Linked DNA regions of Homo sapiens: regions 2 and 3 are each linked to region 1. Evidence: read pairs that join two places in POLR2A ChIA-PET (ENCODE). Cell type or tissue: PC-9. All regions are shown on one strand.

What was found. Peaks named below come from ENCODE experiments on the same cell type or tissue, not always from the same donor. Only the 100,000 strongest peaks of a DNase experiment are listed, where the experiment ranks them.
Region 2: POLR2A ChIA-PET joins it to region 1 with 5 read pairs; 1 of 35 experiments calls an interaction of 5 or more read pairs at or near these places.
Region 3: POLR2A ChIA-PET joins it to region 1 with 6 read pairs; 3 of 35 experiments call an interaction of 5 or more read pairs at or near these places.

Annotation. Positions count from the first base shown.
Region 1 is chr16:80,990,241-80,998,240 of GRCh38, forward strand. CMC2 (C-X9-C motif containing 2) reads right to left here. Exons shown (of 4, transcript NM_020188.5): 2 at 7,074-7,189. The coding sequence starts at 7,154. Among named protein-coding and RNA genes, the nearest start is that of CMC2, 13 kb to the right of the region's middle. In PC-9, no CTCF peak of the experiment used is centred here; DNase peaks (open chromatin) are centred at 3,231 and 4,481; H3K4me3 peaks cover 303 bases; H3K27ac peaks cover 2,450 bases.
Region 2 is chr16:82,006,561-82,014,560 of GRCh38, forward strand. SDR42E1 (short chain dehydrogenase/reductase family 42E, member 1) reads right to left here and starts at 4,910. Exons shown (of 3, transcript NM_145168.3): 1 at 4,827-4,910. It overlaps LOC112268169 (a long non-coding RNA gene), which reads left to right. Exons shown (of 2, transcript XR_002957879.2): 2 at 907-1,334. RefSeq lists a silencer at 4,685-4,834 and enhancers at 5,075-5,164, 5,175-5,254. In PC-9, no CTCF peak of the experiment used is centred here; a DNase peak (open chromatin) is centred at 4,951; H3K4me3 peaks cover 1,548 bases.
Region 3 is chr16:81,236,193-81,244,192 of GRCh38, forward strand. BCO1 (beta-carotene oxygenase 1) reads left to right here and starts at 2,497. Exons shown (of 11, transcript NM_017429.3): 1 at 2,497-2,780. The coding sequence starts at 2,717. In PC-9, no CTCF peak of the experiment used is centred here; a DNase peak (open chromatin) is centred at 2,399; H3K4me3 peaks cover 877 bases; H3K27ac peaks cover 772 bases.

The sequences.
Region 1 (8,000 bases):
GCTCACTGCAACCTCTGTCTCCCAGGTTCAAGTGATTCTCCTGCCTCAGCCTCCTGAGTAGCTGGGATTACAGGGGTCCGCCACCACGCACAGCTAATTTTTTATTTTTGGTAGAGATGAAGTTTTGTGATGTTGGCCAGGCTGGTCTCAAACTCCTGGACTCAAGTGATCTGCCCGCCATGGCCTCCCAAAGTGCTGGGATTACAGGCATGAGCCACCGCCACCGGCCAAAAGATTTTGTAAAAGTGTCACTCCTCCACTCTCTCTGCTTTGCTCCTACCAACCTCTCAGAACGTAATCAATCTCATTAGCTTCTGGTTATCTTGTTTCTTTTTGCACAAATGAAGAGATACAAATATGTTTTGCTATCTTCTCCTCCTTTTTTATACAAACGCTAGGATACTATAAATACTGTTTTGTCCTTTGACTTCTTCACGAAATATATCCTGGAAGTCATTACATGTTGGTTCAAAGAAATTTTTTTTTCTTCTTTTCAGAGGCAGGGTCTTACTCTGTCACCCAGGCTGGAATGCAGTGGCACAATCATGACTTACTGCAGCCTTGACCTCCCAGGCTCAAGTGATCCTCCCACCTCAACCTCAGCCTCCTGAGGAGCTGGGACTACAGGCATGTGTCATCTAGTGACATAATTTTTTTTAATTTTTTCTAGAAACAGGTGTCTCACTATGTTGCCCATGTAGGTCTTGAACTCCTGGGCTCAAGCAATCCTCCCGCCTCAGACTCCCAAAGTGCTGGGATTACAGGACTGAGCCACCAAGCCTGGCTTTTTTTTTTTTTTTTAACAGCTGCACTGCCAACTGAAAGACTCTCAGTGGCCAAAGCTGGAACAATTTGAGCAACAAAACAAAGTAGTATTGGATTATAACCCAAGGTATAAAGTAAATATACATGAGTCCATACTGACATAAGTAAATAAATGGGGGAGAACAGGCAACTCTCCAGAACAGAATTCCACAAGATTATGTAGATACTCCACCACCTTGGAGGAACAGGGTAACTTCCCAGTCCTTACGTGTAGGCTGCACACAGTGACTTCCTTCCAAAGAGTTATGAAAAGGGAGAAAAAGAGTAACTTCAAAGCAGAGAAACCTAGCCACGTGCAATAGCTCACATCTGTAATACCAGCACTTTGGTAGGCTAAGGCAGACAGATTGCTTGAGCCCAGGAGTTCAAGACCAGCCTGAGCAACATGGCGAAAACCCGTTCTCTACAAATATACAAATACAAAAAATTATTCGAGCATGGTGACGTGGCCTGTAGTCCCAGCTACTCGGGAGGGTGAGATGAGAGGATCACCCAGGCCCAGGAGGTTGAAGCTGCAGTAAGCCAAAATGACACTACTGCACTCCAGCCTGGAAGACATAGTGGACCCTGTCTCCAAAAAAAAAAAAGGTACAGAAACCTAACACGTATCTCAGCCAGGTGATCAACGTCAACATTAACAGTGATAAATTATGTTGTAGTATGCAGCCTTGATGAAAATGTACTTTACCTCTGTGGTCTTCATCCGAAAACACATGATCCCAATCCAATTATGAGGAAAACAAGACAAATTCAAACAGAGGAGCATTCTACCAAATACCTGGCCATTATGCCTCAAACCTTTTCGGGTCATCAAAAACAAAGAAAATGTCACAGATAACAGGAGCCTAAAGAGTGACAAGAACTAAGTGTAATGTGTATCCTGGACGGAATCCTGTAACAGAGAAAAGACATTAGGTAAACACTAACCTGAAGCAATCTGAGTAAGCATGGACTTTAAATAACGATCATGTATCAATATTGGTTTATTAACTGTAACAAACACCTTATCAATGTAAGATGTTAATAATAAGGGACACTAGATGTGAGGTATATGGGAACTCCCTGTACTGCATTCACAATTTCTCTGTAAATCTAAAACTGTTCTAAAAAAACAAAGTCTATTTAAAAATAAAAATTACAAAACAGCTGTATAGTGCTCCATTGTGTGGATGCACCATAGGTCGTTCAACTACTTTACGTTGGGAAAGTGTGTTCCCAACATTTTCCAAGTGCAAACAACACTGCAGTAAATAACTCTATGCATACATTTTTTCATACTGTTAGAGTTATACTTTTAAGATAAATTCCTATAAGTGGGACTGATGGATTAAAAAGCAAATATACGGCAGTTTTGCTACAAGGCAGCAAATTCCTCTCTATAAAGATTATAACAATTTGCAGTCCCATCAGAAATGTATGAGGGTATACAGTGTTGCCAACAGAATGCGCTGTCACACTGTTTAATTTGGCCCCCCTGCAGATAAGTAATGGTATGTTCAGTATATTTAATTTGTATTTCTCTAATTATTGAGGTTGAACATCTTCTCATGTTTAAAGGCCATCTTTTCTTTTTTTTTTAAATTGTCTCTCATGCTTTTGCTCATTTTTCTCTCTGATTTTTGGCCTCTTATTCCCCCTCCTTTTTTTTTTTTTTTTTGTGTAAAGACAGGGTCTCACTTTGTCACACAGGCTGATGTGTTGTACTGCAGCCTCAAACAACTGGGTAAGTGATCCTACTACCTCAACCTTCCAAGTAGCTAGGACTACAGGCATGTGCCATGCCCGGCCACTTTTATTTTTATTTTTTGTAGAGACAGGATCTTGCTATGTTGCCCAAGCTGGTCTGGAACTCCAGGCCTCAAACGATCCTTTATCAATCTTTGATTTTATTGTCTCTGGAATTCAGGGTCCTTACTTAGGCACACTTTCCCCACACCTAGGTTATATAAGAATTTATCCAGGTTTCTTAGTGTTTGTATCGTTTCATTTTTGACATTTAGATGTCTGCCCCATTAGTTGATTCATATGTATGGTATTCTAACTTTTTCCAAACAGCTATGTAATTGTCCCCATGCTATTTACTTAAAAATCTATTTTCCAGACTTCTGCTTCTAGCCATGAAAGAACAAACTGAATATATAAAACAACTATTTTCAGATATTGGGACAACAGACTACAGGACTGTGATAACTGAAAGAAAAAAACAAAACAAAGTGAACCCTACATTCACCTAGCTTTCTACCCACAGACAATTTCCAAACCATGTAGCAGAGAACAGAACTCAAGAGGAGAATGGTAGTTTCACCGAGCAGAGGAGGCAAACGTCAGAGGAATTCGGGCAGGCTGGGGCAGCCGGAATTTGTGAGGTAGAGATAAGCAGCAAAAGAACTCCAGAAATCTACATGGAGCTGCCTTGAGTCACTGACTGAGTATTCACTACACATGTATTGGGTGACTTTCACAATGCCATAGTCACTACGAAGAACAATTACAGCAGCTACAAGCTGAAAAACGCAGAGCTCACACAGGGCTGGGAGTCAATGGAGTCCTTATAAGCCAAAGTAGAGATCTCATTGAATATGCAAGTCAATCAGTAAAGAATCCTAATTTAGTAATTGGGCTAAGCTAACTCTAGAGTAAAGACTATGCCAGCTATGCCCTAAAAATATGTAAAAACACGAACTGCCTGCTGATACAAAAGATAAAATCCAAGTCATCAACAATGTTCAGCCTCAAAAAACAAAAAACCAGTAAACAAGTTTTTTGTAGAAAATGACAAGCTGATTCTAAAATTAATATGGAAATGAAAGTACTTAGAATAGCCAAAACAACTTTGAAAAAAGAACAAAATTGGAGGATTTATACTATATGACTGAGACTTACTACAAGGCAACAGTAATTAAGACAGCATGGTACTGGTGTTAAGAAGAGACATATAAATCAGTGAAACAGACTAGAGAGCCCAGAAATAGACCCACTCACATATGGTAAATTGATTTTTGACAAAGGGACCATGGTAAATCAGCAGGGATAGAACAGTCTCTTCAACATATGGTGTTGAGACAACTGGCTACCCACAGGCAAAGAAAATCAACTTCAACTCACACCTCATACTATACACAAAAATTAACTTGAAATCTCAGATAAGAATACACAAATATCAAAAGAAAAAAATGAAATTAACTTGAAACGAATCATAGACCAATGTAAAGCTAATACGATAGAACTAAAAGAAAATACAGGAGTATCTTTGTGACCACAGAATACACAAAGATCCTTAAGACACAAAAAGCACAAACCATGAAAGAAAAAAAAAAGACTTCATCAAATGTACAAGCTACTCTTTGAAACACATCCTAAAGGAAGTAAAAAAAAAAAAGCCACAGAGAAAATATTCACAATACACTTATCAAAGGATTTGTATCCCAAATGATAAAAAGAATGCTTATAACTCAGTCATAAAACAATCCAATTTTAAAATACAGGCAAAAAATTTTATATGAATGGCCAAAGAAGCACATGAAAAGCATGTCAAAATCATTAGTCATCAGGGAAATACAATTTAAAACCAAAAGGAGATACTACTACATATCCACACAATGGCTGAACTTAAAAAGTTTATAATATTAGGCAGTGGTGATGGACAGTGGTAGGAATGTAGAGTAGTATAAAATGGAAAACAGTTTGGTGGCCTTTTATGAAGGTACATATACACTTAACACATGACCTAGTCATTCCATTCCTAGGTATTTACCCAAGAGAAATAAAATGATGTTTACACAAAGACTTGCACATGATGGCTGGGTGCGGTGGCTCATGCCTGTAATCCCAGCACTTTGGGGGGCCATGGCAGGTGGATCACCTGAGATCAGGAGTTCGAGACCAGCCTGACCAACATAATGAAACCCCGTCTCTACTAAATATACAAAAATGAGCCAGGTGTGGTGACACACACCTGTAATCCCAGCTCCTCAAGAGGCTGAGGCAGGAGAATTGCTTGAACCTGGGAGGCAGAGGTTGCAGTGAGCCAAGATTGGGCCCCTGCACTCCAGCCTGGGTGACAGAGCGAGACTCTGTCTCAAAAACAAATGACTTGTGCATGAATGTTCATAGCAGCTTTATCCAAAATAGCACAGCTGCAAACTGTTTATTTGCCTAAATGTCCATTAATAGGTAAATAAACTGTGGCATATCCATACAATGAACTACTACTCAGAAATAAAAATAAATGAACTAATGACATGTGCAACAGCATGTTATGACCCTCAAAAACATATCATGGTGCAAAATATAGGAATATACAATGTAGGCCAGGTGCAGTGGCTCATGCCTGTAATCCCAGCACTTTGGGAGGCCGAGGCGGGAGGATCACCTGAGGTCAGGAGTTCGAGACCAGCCTGCCCAACATGGTGAAACTCCGTCTCTACTAAAGATAAAAAAAATTAGCCAGGCCTGGTGGCGCACGCCTGTAATCCCAGCTACTAGGCAAACTGAGACAGGAGAAACACTTGAACCTGGGAGGCGGAGGTTGCAGTGAGCCAAGATCGCGCCACTACACTCTAGGTTGGGTGACAGAGTGAGACTCCATCTCAAAAACAAAAAGAATATACGATGTAGTGTAAATTTCTAACAAATTCTAGAACTGCAAAATTCATCTATATCAACAAAAAGTAGTGCAGTGGTTACCTGGGCAAGACGTAAGTTAAGGGTTGGGGACTCACTGCAAAGGGGCACAGGAAACTGATAGAAATGTTTTAGATCTTGACTGTGATGGTGGTTGCATGGGTATCTATATATGACAAAACTCATCAAACTGTATACTTAAAATAGATGCATTTCCTTACATGTAAATTACACCTCAATAAAGTTAATTTTTTAAAATCCATCTTTAGTTCCAGTGATTCAAGAAGCCACCTTTATTATAAGAAATCCATTTGAAAGAAAAAAAAAACAACAACGTTTAAATAGATTTCAATTTAAAAACAGTCATGGACCAAAAAGCAATATACAAATATAAACATAAAACAAAGATTACTTAAAAGCAAGGGTTGAAAAACTCTGCCCCTTAATTTGATTAACCATGGAAATAAATATGATGCGATAATATCCTTATTTATGTCTAGTATTACAAAAAGCACAACATAAATCTAAAGGGCTATACTGGCAAAATCCTCAATAACAAGACTGAAATGTTATTCCACAGAGTCTCTTTCTCTCCGCTGTGCCTCTCTGTTGCCAGACCCTCTCCCCTTTTCTGTCTCTGACTATAACTGACCATATACAAATTGAAATATTCTACTTTAACACAAATAATTAGTTCTTGTTCTTTAAACAGTGAATATTTTATATAGTTTTTACTTTAAAAATCAAAACGTTATGTTTTATTGATGTAGTCTGGCTCATTTGATCTATATGTATAGTGAAATAGCCCAAAAAATATTGTCATCAACAACATTCTTTGAACCAGTAAAAATATCTGACTTCACATTTTATAAGCACTACTTACCACCTTACTTTTGGTCTATAAATTTTACTCATTTAAGTGATACTTTATATTATTATAATTTGATATATCTACAGTTTGTAGACATCATGAGAAAAACTATGCAAAGCTAAAGAAAAAACAAATGCTTCTTGTAACAACGGTGTCATATATCAAACATATAAGGAAAAGCTAAATATTCAACAGCTATAAAAATGTCAGCTTGATTTAATGTATTCCAAATATGGATGGGCTCCTTTTCTATTTTGGTTTTAACCATGTAATTTTACTTCCATTCCACTAACAACTAAACACATCAGATTAAGCCAATCATAAATCTAGTTAATGTCTAATTATATAACACGTTTCTATTACCATTAAACACAGAATGGTAGCCATCAAAGAGCAGATACTTTTAGAATAATTCCATTATAATCAGAAGTGTCAGCGCTGAATATAACTGTTCTAGTGCCCTATAATTAGGAAAGAGAAAGCATTTTATTGTAAGAACATGGATTCCAACTGTTACATACCAGTTCAGACGTTCCCTAACAAACTACCATGTCTGATTTTTACTAATCATAAAAGGAGGTAGTTTGTGTAAAAAAAAGAAAAAAATCGCACATATCAACTGCTAATCTTGACTAAACTCAGACTCCTTACTAAGACATTATCGTTTCCTTCTATCAACGGAGATAACATTTTACATCAGTGGGTTATAACTAAGTTTCATTTTGGCTGTACAGTCGTTTTTCTGAACTCTTACATTTTTGTGACATTCCTTAAGCAAGTTAATCAAGACGTTGCATTCTTCAGTGTGCAAGTGTGGAGATAAGTCAGGATGCATCTTTAGGAGATGAGGATGGATCACAGCAGTGCAACCTGTGGATACAAGAGTGTCTTGAATATGCATAAACACATTTGTTACGCCACCTAAAAGTATCTTCATAAGAACCTCTAGTGACCTTTATCAGAGAAGTATGTTAACCATTAACCAGCTGTGTGACCTCAGGCAAATTATTAAACTTGAGACAAAGCTTTCTAATTCAATGATTTAAGATATTCAGCAAGTTATCAGTAGTATTTAGAGAACCTACAGGTTCAGGAGAAAAGCAGGAAGCCTCAAGAGACCCAATCCCGGAAATAAGCACTAAAGCAGAAACAGCTTGCTTATATTAATAAGCCTGACTTCAAATATTTTCGCCACATTCTCGAAATTAACAACTCATTTTGTTCAGATGAAATTCTACCAATTAAGAGAATTGGCTTATTATTTTAAAATGTATATTATTCTGAGGGTTAAAGGGTCATTAGTCTCATATTAGTGTGAATATAGATTGCTTTTTTCTTAATAGCTGGCTGAAAAAAAAACTAAACAATGAAATGAAACCAGAAGTTGTGAAAAAAAATTTCAAATTTAACAGATATAGCCATAAAACTAATTATTACACTGAAAACATGAAGCTGAAATCCCTGAACTTAAGTTTAATTGGATCATCCACAAGGTGGAAAATTAGCAGCCAAGGTCAAAGGAAAAACATCATGGGCAGCTGTTCTTTTTTTTTTTTTTTTTTTGTAGTCAGGGGTCTTGCTATGTTGCCCAGGCTGGTTTCAAACTCCTGTCCTCAAGTGATCCTCAGCCTCCCAAAGTGTTGGGACAGGCATGAGCTACCGTGCCCCACCTGGGCTTAAC
Region 2 (8,000 bases), 1.0 Mb after region 1:
GGTGGGTGGATCACTTGAGGTCAGGAGTTTGAGACCAGCTGGGCCAACATGGTGAAACCCTGTCTCTACTAAAAACAGAAAAAATTCGCCAGGCGTGGTGATGCACACCTGTAATCTCAGCTACTCAGAAGGTTGAGGCAGGAGAATTGCTTGAACCTGGGAGATGGAGGTTGCAGTGAGTGCAGACTGCACCACTATACTCCAGTCTAGGCGACAGAGGGAGATTCCATCTCAAAAAAAACAAAAAACAAAAAACCAAAAGGCCAAACACACCTTGGAAGAAAATTACCTAAGGGCATAGAGTTAAGTGAAAACCAGTATACTCGTAATAGATATGGGTATTTATGCAGGGTTTTGAATATAACTAGGTAGCAGGACAGCTGTCTATAATTCAGGGTCATCACCTGAGGTGTTTCAAATCTTGTTCGGCTACCTAAACTTCTGCCTAGATACTTGTGGCACAAGTGCCTTGCAATTCCTCACAATGCTGATGACAAAGAAATGAAATAATTTTGTAACTGGTATTTCCCATCTGTTTCCCAAGCTACAGTATAAATGCCATGTGAGTACAGACTGGCAATATCTATAGGGACAAGGAATATCTAGCAGATTGTAGACCCAGTAAATATAAATGGGGTGAACATTTTGCAAGCTCTTCAAATGCCTCTTTCTGTCCTATCTGCAAGGAGTACTACACTTGTACTTTCTTCTTCACTAGGTCAGCAGTTTGCCACGTCTATAAATTGAAGTAATACCAAGTAATTGAATTAATATCTAGTAATTGAAGTAATATCAACTGCCACTTATTAAGCACTTACTCTCTGCCAGGCATTGTGCAACACTCTGTCTGTGAATTATTTCACAACCCTCTCAGATGAGTACTAATTTGTTAATTCCATTTTACAGGTGAGAAAACTGAAGCTCAGAGACACAAAGTGCCTAACTCCAAGTCCTACAGCTAGCAAATGGTAGAGCAGGGATCTGTACCAATAACCCAGGTGCATCTGACTCTACAGTTCATCTTAACGCAGCAGCACTCGAGGCTGTGCAGAGCCCCTACCTGAAGTGCTTGGTACTGACCTGAGTCCTGTGAGGGCTTTCACTGTTAACACATTCTGCAACCTCATTGTGGTTCCTGCAGTTCCCAGAGAAAATGAATTGGAGGTGGCCCATCTTCTCCCATGTGGCACAGGTAGCACTGATGAAGGGTTAAGACTCCCAGTTTGGAAATCTGGGCATTAGACTTGGCTCTTCCACCAATTCCCTGTGTTACCCTAGGCAATTCACTGAACCTCTGTTTCCTCCGCCCTAAAATAAAAACAGCAACAACCATGGCTACACTTATTATTTATTATGGGTTAGGCAGTGATATGGTTTGGCCGTGTCTCCACCCAAGCCTCTTGTTGAATTGTAGCTCCCGTAAATCCCACGTGTCCTGGAGGGACCCGGTAGGAGGTAATTGAATCATGGGGGCGGGTCTTTCCTGTGCTATTCTCATGATAGTAAGTCCCACAACATCTGATGATTTTATAAAAGAAAATTCCCCTACACAAACTCTCTTGCCAGCCACCATGTAAGACGTGACTTTGCTCTTCCTTTGCCTTCTGCCATGATTATGAGGCCTCCCCAGCCACGTGGAACTGTGAGTCCATTAAACTACTTTCCATTATAAATTACCCAGTCTTGGGAATGTCTTTATTAGCAGTATGAGAATGGACTAATACAGTAAATTGGCACTGGGTAGTGGGGTGCTACTGTAAAGATATCTGAAAATGTGGAAGTGACTTTGGAACTGGTTTACAGGCAAAGCCTGCAACAGTTTGGAGGGCTCAGAAGAAGACAGGAAGATGTGGGAAAGTTTGGAACTTCCTAGAGACTTGTTGAATGGCTTTCACCAAAATGCTGACAGTGATATAGACAATAAAGTCCAGGCTGAGGTGGTCTCAGAGATGAGGAACTTGTTGGGAACTGGAGCAAAAGTGACTCGTTATGTTTTAGCAAAGAGACTGATGGCATTTTGTCCTTGCCCTAGAGATCTGTGTAAGTCAGAGCTTCAGAGAGATGATTTAGGGTATCTGGGGTAAGAAATTTCTAAGCTGCAAAGCATTCAAGAGGAAGCAGAGTGTAGGTTTGAAAAATTTGCAGCCTAATGATACAAAAGAAAAGAAAAACCCATTTTCTGGGGAGAAATTCAAGCTGGCTGCAGAAATTTGCATAAGTAACAAGGAGCCAAATGCTAATCATCAAGACAATGGGGAAAATGTCTCCAGGGCATGTCAGAGACCTTCTTGGCAGCCCCTCCTACCAAAGGCCCAGAAGTCTAGGAGGCAAAAATGGTTTCCTGGGCTGGGTCCAGGGTCCCCCTGCTCTATGCAGCCTAGGGACTTGGTGCTCTGCGTCCCAGCTGCTCCAGCTGTGGCTAAAACGGGCCAAGGTACAGCTCAAACTGGGGCTTCAGAGGGTGCAAGCCCCAAGCCTTGGAAACTTCCATGCGGTGTTAAGCCTGTGGGTACACAGAAGTCAAGAACTGAGGTTTGGAAACCTCTCCCTAGGTTTCAGAGGATGTATGGAAACTCCTGGATGTCCAGGCAGAAGTTGGCTGCAGGGGTGGGGCCCTCATGGAGAACCACTGCTAGAGCAGCATGGAAGGGAAATGTGGGGTTGGAACCACCCCACAGCGTCCCCACTGGGACACTGCCTAGTGGAGCTGTGAGAAGAGAGCTACCATCCTCCAGACCCCAGAATGGTAGATCCACCAACAGCTTGCACCGTACACCTAGAAAAGCAGCAGACACTAAACGCCAGCCCTGGAAGCAGCCAAAAGTGGGGCTGTACCCTGCAAAACCACAAGGGTGGAGCTGCCCAAGACTATGGGAAACCACCTCTTGCATCAGTATGACCTGGATATGGGACACGGAGTCAAAGGAGGTCATTTTGGAGTTTCAAGATGTGACTGCCCCGCTGGATTTTAGACTTGCATGGGGCCTGTAGCCCCTTCGTTGTGGCCAATTTCTCCTTTTTGGAATGAGTATACTTACCCAATACCTGTACCCCCATTGTATCTAGGAAGTAACTAACTTGCTTTTGATTTTACAGGCTTATAGGTGGAAGGGGCTTGCCTTGCCTCAGATGAGACTTTGGAGTGTGGACTTTTGAGTTAATGCTAAAATGAGTTAAGACTTTGTGGGACTGTTGGGAAGGCATGATTGGTTTTGAAATGTGAGGGCATGAGATTTGGGAGGGGCCAGGGGCGGAATGATATGGTTTGGCTGTGTCTCCACCCAAATCTCACCTTGAATTGTAGATCCCATAATTACCACGTGTCCTGGGAGGGACCCAGTGGGAGGTAACTGAATCACAGGGGTGGGTTTTTCCCATGCCGTTCTCTTGATAGTGAATAAGTCTCAAAAGATCTGATGGTTTTATAAAGGGGAGTTCCCCTACACAAGCTCTCTTGCCTGCCACCATATAAGACGTAAGATGTGACTTTGCTCCTCTTTTGCCTTCTGGCATGATTATGAGGCTTCCCCAGCCATGTGGAACTGTGAGTCCATCAAACCTCTTAACTTTATAAATTACCCAGTCTTGGGTATGTTTTTATTAGCAGCATGAGAATGGATTAATACAGGTAGTTTAAAGGTTTAGCATTTAAGCCTCAGGACAATCTTCCGAAGTTGTTACTAGTATTATCATCAGCTTTCAGAAATGAGGAAAATAGATCAGAGGTTAGGAACCTTGCCCACAAATTATGCAGGTCATAAGGGGTTGGGCAGGGTTCAGGACTTGAAGCCGGGTCTGTATGACTCTTAACCACTACATGTAATGCCGCACAATAAGGCTGGGACAATACAGATTCGCTTAGGTCATTATCTTATCACTGTGAAAGGAAAATAAATCTTGGGGTCCCAAGATCACTAAGCTAAAGGGAAAAGTCAAGCTGAGAACTGCTTAGGGCAAACCTGCCTCCCATTCTATTCATGTATCTCTGCTCACTAAAATAAAGGCATATCTGATTGCTTCCTTTGGAGAGGCTAATCAAACTCAAAATAATGCAACCATTTGTCTCTTACCTACCTATGACCTGGAAGCCCCCTCCCCGTTTCGAGTTGTCCCGCCTTTCCAGACCGAAAAACATGTTCATCTTACATCTGTTCTTGTCTCATGTCTCCCTAAAATGTAGAAAACGAAACTGGGCTCTGACCACATTAAGAATACATCGTCAGGACCGCCTGAGGCTGTGTCATGGGTACATGTCTTCAACCTTGGCAAAATAAACTTTCTAAATGAACTGAGACCCGTCTCAGATTTTCAGGGCTCACTCCACCTCCACAATTTCTGTCACATCTGATTCATCTGGTATTATGACTAGCCTATAAGGTTTTGTTTAAACCTACTTACCTTTTCCCAACAAATACATGCAGTTTAAATGGGAACCTGTCACTGCCACTTTTAAGTGGCAAACCAGAACCAAGTGATAAAGAGGAGGTAATCGTTCTCCCAAAGTGTGCAGAAAATCAAAGACAGGAATCAAGTATAGCCAGCCACCTGTGGAAAGTTCGGAGCTTGGGGCCCCGATGTCCTTAAAAACAAAAAATGCGGAGGGCCAGTGTTTGAGGCCTTGGCGACATTCTAGAAAGCCAAGCTGCGCCCGGTCCCCTGGGATCAGGAAGACATCTGAAAGGGGATACTCCTTCCCGCCACCCTGCTCAGTCATTCACCACCGTCCCCCACCCCCGGGACCGCCACCTGTCGCGTTCCAGGCCGAGGCGGTCCAGGGTCCCCGCGGAAGGGCGGCGGCCCCCCAACCCCAGCCCAGGCCCACTCACAGCTGCAGGAACAAGGGCGCGGCAGACGGCTACAGCAGGCAGAGAGGCCCAGGCCTCCTAGCTACCCATCACCACAGCTGGGGCGCCGAAGCCGTCGGACCTGCCTCCTGGAGCCACTTCCGGGCCTCTCTAGGAAGCCTGGAGGTCTCGGAGTCTCTATGACGCGCAGGTGTCTCCTTCACCTTCACCGGCGTTGAGGTAGCAGGAGGTTCGCTTCATGAATTCCCCCACGTTCTCTGGCTGTGCGTTCCGCCGTGGCGGGAACCCTTTTAGGGTCACGTCTTCCCCCACGTCCCCTGTCTGTGCGTTCCGCCGTGGTGGGAACCCTGTTAGGGCCACGTCAACTGCTCTTCCCACCTCCAGTGTCTGCTTTTAGACTTTCACCTCCATCTTTGTTTATCCCCAAGGCCAAGACCAGTGCCTGATAAATAGGCACTCAGGTCAGCATTGCTTGGGTGGATGGATGATGGAAAAGGCTCTATAGGGAGGCAGAATATTCACTCTCCATGTATCTCTTTAAGTTTCTATTATCTCTGAGTTTCCATATCTATGTGTGCCCATAGGTTTTCCTGTGTCCCTAATTTTCCTTATTTCTCTTTGTTCTGGTCGCCAAGCAGGCAGTGATGCCAAGACTAATCTTTGTTGCTGAAGGAACCAAGGAATGCAGAAAGGAAAGTTGGCATCCTCACTCAGAGGTCTCCTTTTGAGGCCCATCTTTTGTCTCCTCATCATGAGTGTGGTTCTGTGGATGGTTGCAGACTGTACACGTGTATGGACATGCATCCTGGAATGGACCCCTGGCTGGGGAGGATTTCATTTTAGTGTCTTGGAGGATGGAAGTTTTGACTTCATGTGGTGCTCTTGCCGATAGATCTGGTACCAAAGGCAGACTCAGAGAGGTTCATATCAATTGCCTGATTTACTGCTCAGTTTTCACTAAGCACACACAGTCACAAGGACAAAGCTCAAGTCCTAGGATATAAAAATTAATGAAGCCCAGGTGAAGAAATCAAGAAGTGCCAGTCCCTGGCACTGGCCTCTCTCATAGGATGCTCTGGCTTTCCTGCCTGTCTTGTCCTCACCTATTAGGCAGGCATAAGTCACAGGAGACTTCTTGTGCTAAGCAGTCTTAAAGAACAGCTTTGCAGTGGCTGCTTAGGATACATAAAAATTAGAAGAGAAGAGGAAGGGTATTCAGGGGGCTGAGAGACCAGCTATATGCTCTTGAGGCCAGCAGCTAAGGAAGAAAAGACCCACTGAGGATGCAGTAAAGAAGACAGACTTCCTTTGGGGAATTACAGGATCCTCTGAGGGATACCCAGATTTAGAGTGTGTGGATAAACATGAGAAATGGTGAATTTAAATGTTAGTATTCTTGTGCCACCGAGGACTCTTTTAAAATATAATCAGGCGTGTTTTAAAGGAAAATTACAAACTCTATAATTGCTTCCTTAGCTTCCATCATAATTTAGTGAGTTGATTTTATAAAGGTCTGACCAAGAGATCTAAGACAGAAATGACTGGAGAAAGAAATTAACTTCAATGTGAGTTTGTATATCAGTGTTTGTTTAGTATTGTCTTCCCCCAATAATATGTCCAGGCAGTGGATGCATCTCAGAAAGATCAGTTTGCTGTCACAATTACTCACAGGTGTGCAGTATTTTATTTCTCACTCCGATCACAGTCCAATTCAGTCTGCAGGGAAGGGGAAGAGTGCTGTGCTCCACATAATCACTCAGGGACCCAGGCTTCCCCCATTTGTTATGCCATCATGTTCAACTCTTGGCTGCCAAGGTCACTACAGAAGAGGAAGTAAGAGCTTGGCTTTCCCCAACACTTTCACTTAAAGTCTCCTGCATCCCCTTGAAATTCTTCAATCTCTTCACAGCACTTAGCTCATCTGAAATTATCTTGCATGTTGCTATAATGAAAGCTCCGTGAGTGCAGAGACCTGCTTGATTGATTGGTGTATCTCCACTACCTACTATAGTGTCTGGCATAGAGACAGAATTTTTTTTTTTTTTTTTTTTTTTTTTTTACTGGTGAATGAATCAGCAAATGAATATATGTCACATTTCTGGTTGTCCCTGTTCAAAATCCCAGGCTTGCAAACGACACCTTCTTTTGGCCCAGCTTGGATCAGAAATCACCTCTACCATTGTCAGCTGTGGCAAAAGGACACAAGAACTGCTATAAACTGTGGTCATTTCTAAAGAACGGAAATTATTGTGAGCTTGGTAGGCACATGAGAACTTTGCTATCCAAAAGTGTGGATCAGTAACATCAACATCACCTGAGAGCTTATTAGAAATGTTGGGTCTTGGATCCCATTCTAGGCTTAATAAATACAAATCTGTATTCAGCAAAATCCCTAGGTAATTCCTATGTATAGTAAAGGCTGATAAGCACTGCCCTAAAAGTGCTATGACTTAGTAGTAGTAGCACTACAACTCTCTGAGGTGGGTAAGAGAAACCTTGTAATAGTTCCACACTGCATCTGGAAATCAGGTGAGTTTAAGTGACTTACCCAAGGTCACAGAACTAGTAAATGACAGACCTGTGATTAAAAGCCAAGGCTTCTGGCCGGGTGCGGTGGCTCACGCCTGTAATCCCAGCACTTTGGGAGGCTGAGGCGGGCGGATCACGAGGTCGGGAGATCAAGACCATCCTGGCTAACACAGTGAAACCCTGTCTCTACTAAACATACAAAAAATTAGCTGGGTGAGGTGGTGGGCACCTGTAGTCCCAGCTACTTGGGAGGCTGAGGCAGGAGAATGGCGTGAACCCAGGAGATGGAGCTTGCAGTGAGCCGAGATCACGCCACTGCACTCCAGCCTGGGCGACAGAGTGAGACTCTGTCTCAAAAAAAAAAAAAAAAAAAGCCAAGGCTTCTGACTCCCATATCCTCCACATTCCATCTATTTCACCATGCAGCTGTCTTTCCTAGATAAACCTATTTTCTTTCACTAATAAAAAAAATATAAAGGGGAATAGACAGAAAAAAATTGAGCTATATTTAAACAGTGGTTAATGGCTTCAATAATTGATTTTAGAAAAGAAAACAAGCATTTATCACATGCAGTACATTTCATAAAATGGTTTTCCTCATTACATATTAAAGAACTCTCCAAGTAACATAATGTTTATATTTCATTTATTCAGCAATTAAGCAAC
Region 3 (8,000 bases), 250 kb after region 1:
TGAAACCCCATCTCTACTAAAAATACAAAAATTAGCTGGGGATGGTGGCAGGCACCTGTAATCCCAGCTGCTTGGGAGGATAAGGCAGAAGAATCGCTTGAACCCGGAAGGCAGAGACTGCAGTGAGCCAAGATCACGCCACTGCACTCCAGCCTGGGTGACAGAACGAGACTCCATCTCAAAAAATATAAAAGGATGAGCTGCAATTTTTTTTTTTCTGAGTTGGAGTCTCACTCTGTCACCCACGCTGGAGTACAGTGGCACCATCTTGGCTCACTGCAACCTCCACCTCCTGGTTTCAAGTGATTCTCCTGCCTCAGCCTCTTGAGTAGCTGGGATTACAGGTGCCCATCACCATGCCCAGCTAATTTTTGTATTGTATTTTTAGTAGAAACGAGGTTTCACCATGTTGGCCAGGTAGGTCTTGAACTCCTGACCTCAGGTGATCTGCCTGCCTTGGCCTCCCAAAGTGATGGGATTATAAGCATGAGCCACCATGCCTAGCCAATCAGCTATAATTTAAATTTAGTTTCAACTCAGGCATGTAGCATCTTTCCTCTGGGTCAGGTCTTCTCAACTCCTGCTGCACACATGTAGGTACTTTTTATTATTTTTTTAATTATTATTATTATTTTGAGACGGAGTCTTGCTCTGTCGCCCAGGCTAGAGTGCAGTGGCGCGATCTCGGCTCACTGCAAGCTCTGCCTCCTGGGTTCACGCCATTCTCCTGCCTCAGGCTCCCGAGTAGCTGGGACTACAGGCACCTGCCACCACGCCCGGCTAATTTTTTGTATTTTTAGTAGAGACGGGGTTTCACGGTGTTAGCCAGGATGGTCTTGATCTCCTGACCTCGTGATCCGCCCGCCTCTGCCTCCGTATGTTTTATTTTTGAGATAAGGGCTTGCTTTGTTGCCCAGGCTGGAGTCCAGTGCTGCTATCACAGTTCACTGCAGCCTCAACCTCCCAGACTCAAGTGATCCTCCCACCTCAGCCTCCCAAGTAGTTGGGACTACAGGCACGCACCACCATGCCCAGCTAATTTTTTTTGGTAGAGACGGAGCCTCAATATGTTGCCTAGGCTGGTCTTAATTCCTGGGCTCAAGTGATCCTCCCGCCTTGGCCTCCGAAAGTGCTAGGATTACAGGTGTGAGCCACTACACCCGGCCAACATAAAAAAAAAAAACTGATGGCTGAGATCCACCTTCAGAGATTCTGCGTCAGTGGGTCTGGAGTGAGGCCCAGCACTGATACATTTAGTACTGCCAATCAGGTGATTCCAATGTGTGCCAGGGCGGAAGCACAGCCAGACCACACAGCTGTCAGGAATGAACGGCCCAAGGTGCTGGCATGTGCTCTCAGCCCAGACCGGACCATCATTATTCTCAGCTGGGTTGCATAAAGGCCAGTGCCACTGCCTTTTCTTACTCTACCCACAGAGCAAATGACTGGTTCTTTCTTTAAGCAAAATACGTTAAGATGAGTTCATTAACTTCAATCAGTGCATATAGCAAGTTGAATACGAATTTCAGGCAATGGCAACACACGAAGATACACGAATAATAGGGAAGCTCAGATCAAATTCAGGCATTGTTTTGCCCTCTTGATAGGCCAGGAAGTTGAAGTTTCTTTTTAACTATTCTGTTTACTTATTTATTTTTTGAGACAGAGTCTCACTCTGTGGCCGAGGCTGGAGTGCAGTGGTGCCATCTCAGCTTACTGCAATGTCTGCCTCACAGGTTCAAGCGATTTTCCTGCCTCAGCCTCCTTAGCATCTGGGATTGCAGGCGTCTTCCACCACGCCTGGATAATTTTTGTATTTTTAGTAGAGACAGGATTTCGCCGTGTTGGCCAGGCTGGTCTCGAACTCCTGACCTCAAGTGACCCGCCAACCATGGCCTCCCAAAGTTCTGGGATTACAGGCATGAGCCACCACTCCTGGCCCGTCTTTTTTACTATTCTTTATAGTTTCTGAGAAAAGCCTTTGGTTCCCGTTCGTTATTTTTTAAATAGGTACATGAAACATTTTATGTCTCCTTCTTCCAAAAAGAAAATAATGAATTAAGTGGCTCTTTATGTATGATTATTAGAGGGGAGCATCGGGGCCTTTACTAAAAACAAAACAAAATGTAAAACCTTTCCCGTCTCTGCTGAAGGGGTTCCCTGCTGTGCAGCAGACATTCAGTGATCACAGAGCTTAGCTCAAGTTTCTCCTAATTCCCAGCACCTCTGATTCCCAGCATCTCTTCTTGTTCTGATCATAAACAACTCCAGCTCTTGGATTACGTCGGGCAACATAACAGCAGGCACGGAATTCTCTCTGCTTATTTAGAACCTAGTCTGAAGCAAGCTTTTTTTTTTTTTTGGTTAAGTCAAAAGTGAAACTGGAGAGGGAAAGCTGAGGGAACAATAAGAGGATTAAAGATTAGCTATGACACATGGCTTGGAAATTAACCTTTAACCAAACATCTTATAAGTAACGCCAGCGCAGCTTCCCTTGTGAATGTAAAGAGATCCAGGGCTCTTGGAGAGGGACAAGTGAGAGCCAGCCAAAAAGGAAAAAGCAAAGGCAGAAACGGCATCAGGAGAGACAGAGATGTGAAGGAGGGAAGGAGCAGGAGAGCAGGAAGGAAACGCAGGAGGAGGGAGCAGCATCTCCTGTGAACACAGAGGAGCACCTGTTTGCTGTTAAAATCGATCTCCCTCGGCACCCTGAGCAATGGATATAATATTTGGCAGGAATAGGAAAGAACAGCTGGAGCCTGTGAGGGCCAAAGTGACAGGTGAGCATTCTGATAAACACTGGGCTCTTTCTTCTATTTATTTTATTATTTTTTTTTTTTTTGAGGCGGAGTCTCGCTCTGTCGCCCGGGCTGGAGTCCAGTGGCTTGATCTCGGCCCACTGCAACCTCTGCCTCCTGGGTTCAAACGATCCTCCCACCACAGCCTCCCGAGTAGCTGAGATTACAGGCACCCACCACCAAGCCCGGCTAATCTGTGTGTTTTTAGTAGAGACGGGGTTTCAGCATGTTGGCCAGGCTGGTCTCGAACTCCTAGCCTCAAGTGATCCACCCACCTCGGCCTCCGAAAGTGCTAGGATTACAGGGGTGAGCCACTGCACCTGGCTTCTTCCTTGTGTTTAGATGGACACTATTTTTTCCTGATGATATAAGTAATACTAATTGTAAATTACTTTTGGAAAGTCTGGAAAACAGTACAGAGAGGGGACACATTTTCTGTGAAAATCTAGGTATTCTTTTACACATTATAACTCCGTTTGCAAAGGGAGGAGAGTCAGTCTCACTGTTCCCAGGAAAAAAGCATTGGAATGCCCCAGTGGGTACATAGACAATGGGATTAATCTGCAAACTGCTGCCTGTCTCAGATGCATGATGTATTTGTGCAAATGTATGCATTCTAAATTAGTTTCAAAATGCTTAGAGGGGCGTGCATGAGCTCCCACGCATGCACATCCACCACGCACACTTGCAGGGGATTGCAGAGTCTGATGTGATTTTCTCTCAGGAACTCACAGGTGTGAGCTCCTGCAGAGCCTATAGGAGTAGGACCTTCTATCCTTTAGAGGCTCTGTGTTTCGCTTAATCTTTTATATCTCTTTTTCCTCCTCTTTTGAGTTGCCACTTTCCTGGTACCATTTCGACTCTAAAGGGCAGTTCCTGGTTCTGGACTCCCGGGTCCCCAGAGTGGTGCTCGCTCAGTTTTAAGAACAGCTGAGTCAGCTCAGGCCTGCAGGCATTTTCATCTGCTAGATGGACTGGAATTGTTCATAAGGAGAGGACAACTGTGAGTGATTTTCGTGAGAACATCAGATTGAAGCTTTTCAACTGAGCAATTGCCTTGGGAGTCTTTTGAAACAAAAAAAAAATAGCTTTTATGTATATATTTTCCTGGTTACAAAGGTAAGGCACAATCTATAGCTATCAATCTGTATATATATATAGCTGTATGTATATTAAATTATATATAAATTAATTAGGAGTGCAAATGAGAACATGGAAGGAAATAAAATCAGCTGTATTTTGAAATCTCTTAACCACTATTAATATTTGGGTCTATTTCCTTTAACTTTTTAAAACATAGGTAGATCAATTGATAGATTACTATATTTGTAAACAGTTTTTCAAAAAGCAAATGTATACTATTACATTTTTATTTTTTTTCTCAATTTGACTGTTCATCTGTACATATTTTATTTTTTAAAAAGACACCCCACGGCCAGGTGCGGTGGCTCACGCCTGTGGTCCCAGCACTTTCGGAGGCCAAAGAGGGTGGATCACTTGAAGCCAGGAGTTTGAGACCAGCCTGGCTAACATGGCGAAATCCCTCTCTACTAAAAATACACAAATTAGCCAGGGGTGGTGGCATGCACCTGTAGTCCCAGCTACTCAGGAGGATGAGGTAGTAGAATTGCTTGAACCCCGGAGGCAGAGGTTGCAGTGAGCTGAGATCGTGCCACTGCACTCTGGCCTTGGCAAGAGTGAGACCCTGTCTCAAAAATAAATAAATAAAAAAAAACCAGGCACCCCAGCCTGGCCAACCTGGTATGGTGAAACACTGTCTTTATTATTTGGTTGGTGCAAAAATAATCGCGGTTTTTGCCATTACTTTCAATGCATTTAATTTTAATTTTTTTTTTTTTTTGAGAAGGAGTTTCACTCTTGTTGCCCAGGCTGGAGTGTAATGGCGCGATCTCGGCTCACCACAACCTCTGCCTCCTGGGTTCAAGCGATTCTTCTGCCTCAGCCTCCCAAATAGCTGGAATGACAGGCATGCACCACCACACCCGGCTAATTTTGTATTTTTAGCTGAAACAGGGTATCTCCATGTTGGTCAGGCTGGTCGCAAACTCCCAACCTCAGTTGATCCGCCCGTGTTGGCCTCCCAGAGTGCTGGGATTATAGGCGTGAACCACCATGCCCGGCCTGAAATTTTATTTTAAATAAAAATACAAAAATTAGCCAGGCATGGTGGTGCATATCTATAAGCCCAGCTCCTCAGGAGACTGGGCATGAGAATCACTTGAACCCAGGAGGCAGAGGTTGTAGTGAGCCAAGATCGCACCACTGTACTCCAGCCTGGGCAACAGAGTGAGACTCTGTCTCCAAAAGAAAACAAAAAGGCACCTATGATACCTACCTTTTCGTGCCCTGGAATATTTTGTACCCTTTACACCTCATGTTTAATGACTGCATGAAATCCTTGGAAATGTTAGAAAACATGAATTCTAGAACACGAGAGGCTGAGTGAGCCCCAAAGATCAGCAGCGGTTCTCAAAGGGGTGGCCCCGGACCTGCAGCATAAGCATCACCTGGGTGCTGGGTAGAAATAAACATCCTTGGGCCCTACCCAGACCCACGGGGTCAGACACTTGGGGGGTGGAGCTCAGCAAGCTGTGTGTTCACAAGCCCTCAGGCGATTCCAAAGGTAAGAACCATTCCTCTACATCAAGCCTCCCTATTGACAGATGGGAAACTGAGGCAGAGGGGCAGTGACTTGCCAAGGCCAGGCAGCCTGCAGAGAACAGGCCTCCTGACTCTCCGTCCAGGCCTGGGTTGAGCCTAATCAGTTGGTGACATCCATGGGCAAACAGCTAACTAAAAACTGTGCCTGGGTTGACACGTCCATGCAGGGAGCACATGCAAAGGTTTTGGCTTTGTAACTGGCTGTGCCGACACACGTGTGTTCTGAGACCTCTTTGGCAACTTAAGCATTTCCTGCCTCAGTGTTCTTTTCTGTTTGATGAATGTAGCCTGGCACCTCCCACATAGGGTTGCTGCAACGATTAAGTGGTTTAATCCACCTAGAACACAGTGGCTGGTGTATGAATGCATGTAAGTGTTCTTGTCCTATCTAGGGCTTTAATTATATTCTCAGATGCCTCTCTCCCTGCTCTTTCTCAAGCCTGCCCCCTCTCCTGTGCCCTGGGTGCCTGTGCCTGGCGCCACGATTATGTAGGTGCCCAAGGCAAGAGACTTGGCTGTCTTTTTTTTTTTTTTTTTTTTTTTTTGAGGCGGAGTTTCACTCTGTCGCCCAGGCAAGAGTGCAATGGCGCAATCTTCGGCTCACTGCAATCTCCTCCTCCTAGGTTCAATCGATTCTCCTGCCTCAGCCTCCCCAGTAGCTGGGATTACAGGCACCCACCACCACACCCAGCTAATTTTTGTATTTTCAGTAGTGACGGGGTTTCACCATATTGGCCAGGCTAGTCTCAAACTTCTGACCTCGAGTGATCCATCCGCCTTGGCCTCCCCTAGTGCTAGGATAACAGGCCTGAGCCACCGCGCTGGCCTCGGCTGTCATTTTTCAGTGCTCCACTGCACATCCCCCTGTATTTAGTCAAATAGAGGCCCATCAGTTCTGTGTGTTCCATCTATCTTTGTTCATCCATTTCTCTCCATCCCTGTGGAATCCCCGGGTCCTCTCTCTGGTCTTCCTGCCTCTCTCAGGGAATTTCCCAGTCCACAATCCACACCATGGGTGGAGACAACCTTCGAAGCTCCAAGTTCCTATTCCATTTATAACAGGGGTCCCCGACCCTCGAGCCGTGGACCAGTACCAGTCTGTAGCCTGTTAGGAACCGGGCCGCACAGCATTACGGCCCGAGTTCTGCCTCCTCTCAGATCGGTGGCATTAGATTCTCATATGAGTGCAAACCCTACTGTGAGCGTGAACCCTGTCGTGAACTGCACATAGGAGGGATCTAGGTTGTGCGCTCCTTATAAGAATCGACCCCTCAACCCCACCATCCATGGAAAAATTATCTTCCACAAAACCAGTCCCTGGTGCCAAAAAGTTTGGGGACCACTGATCTATATGGAATCCAGAACAGGCAAATCCATAGGAAAGAAGATGGGTGCCTGCCAGGGGCTGGGGTAAGGGGAGAAGGGGGAGTGACAGCTAATGCATAAGGGAGATGGCTTTTTGGAGTGATGAAATGTTCTGGAATTAGGTGATGGTTGCGCAACATTGTGAATACACTAGAACCCCCTGAACTGTACATTTTAAAATGATGAGTTTTATCTCAAATTTTTTTAAATTGCAGAAAATATCTGGTCCTGTCCTTCCCTATTATAACCATCAAAGGTGCCCCATTCTTCTGAGGATTAGATCAGGACCCTTAGTGTGATCCTGTTGACCTTTGTCCCCTGGCCCCCGTTATTTCTGCAGTTTCATTGCTTACAGTTTTCTTGCTTGAAAATGACGGTCCAGTCTTACTAAACAGCTTGCCCGTCTCCTGGTCTTGATCATTCATTCATTCATTCATTCATTCATTTATGAGACGGAGTCTTGCTCTGTCACCCAGGCTGGAGTGCAGTGGCGTGATCTCAGCTCACTGCAACCTCCCCCTTCCGGGTTTAAGCAATTCTCCTGTCTCAGCCTCCAGAGTGGTTGGGATTACAGGCACCCGTCATCACACCTGGCTAATTTTTGTATTTTTGGTGGAGGCGGGGTTTCACCATGTTGGCCAGGCTTGTCTCCAGCTCCTGACCTCAAGCGATCTGCCTGCCTCACCTCCCAAAGTGCTGGGATTCAGGTATGCCTCGGCATGCCCAGCCTCCTGGTTTTGGTCTTCTTGTTTTGGGTTCCTCCAGAGGCAAGAATTCAAGGCTAAGTGGTTTATTTGGCACGTGATCCCAAGAAACATCAGGAGGAACTCAGGGAAACAGAGAGAAGGAAACCAATAAATGGGGCATTGTCGAGCCATTGGCTGCTGAGGCCATTGGAGCTAAATCCTCTGGGTATGACGTAAAACATGCCTCTCGTGATCCCAACTGAGGGCAAGGCAACGGCGGGATTTGTCCCCCAATTCTGCATCCATCACTGGGTGAGAGCAGCTTCCAGGGGCATTACCTATCCGAGGTGCTTCCTGCTCTTCCTGCATGTAGGCAAAGCCTGCCCCACCCGCAGTCAGAACCAAGCACTCAGGCAGGGAGCTGCAGGCATTTGCAGAAAGCAGCCTGTAGGAAGGGACGAACGCTGAG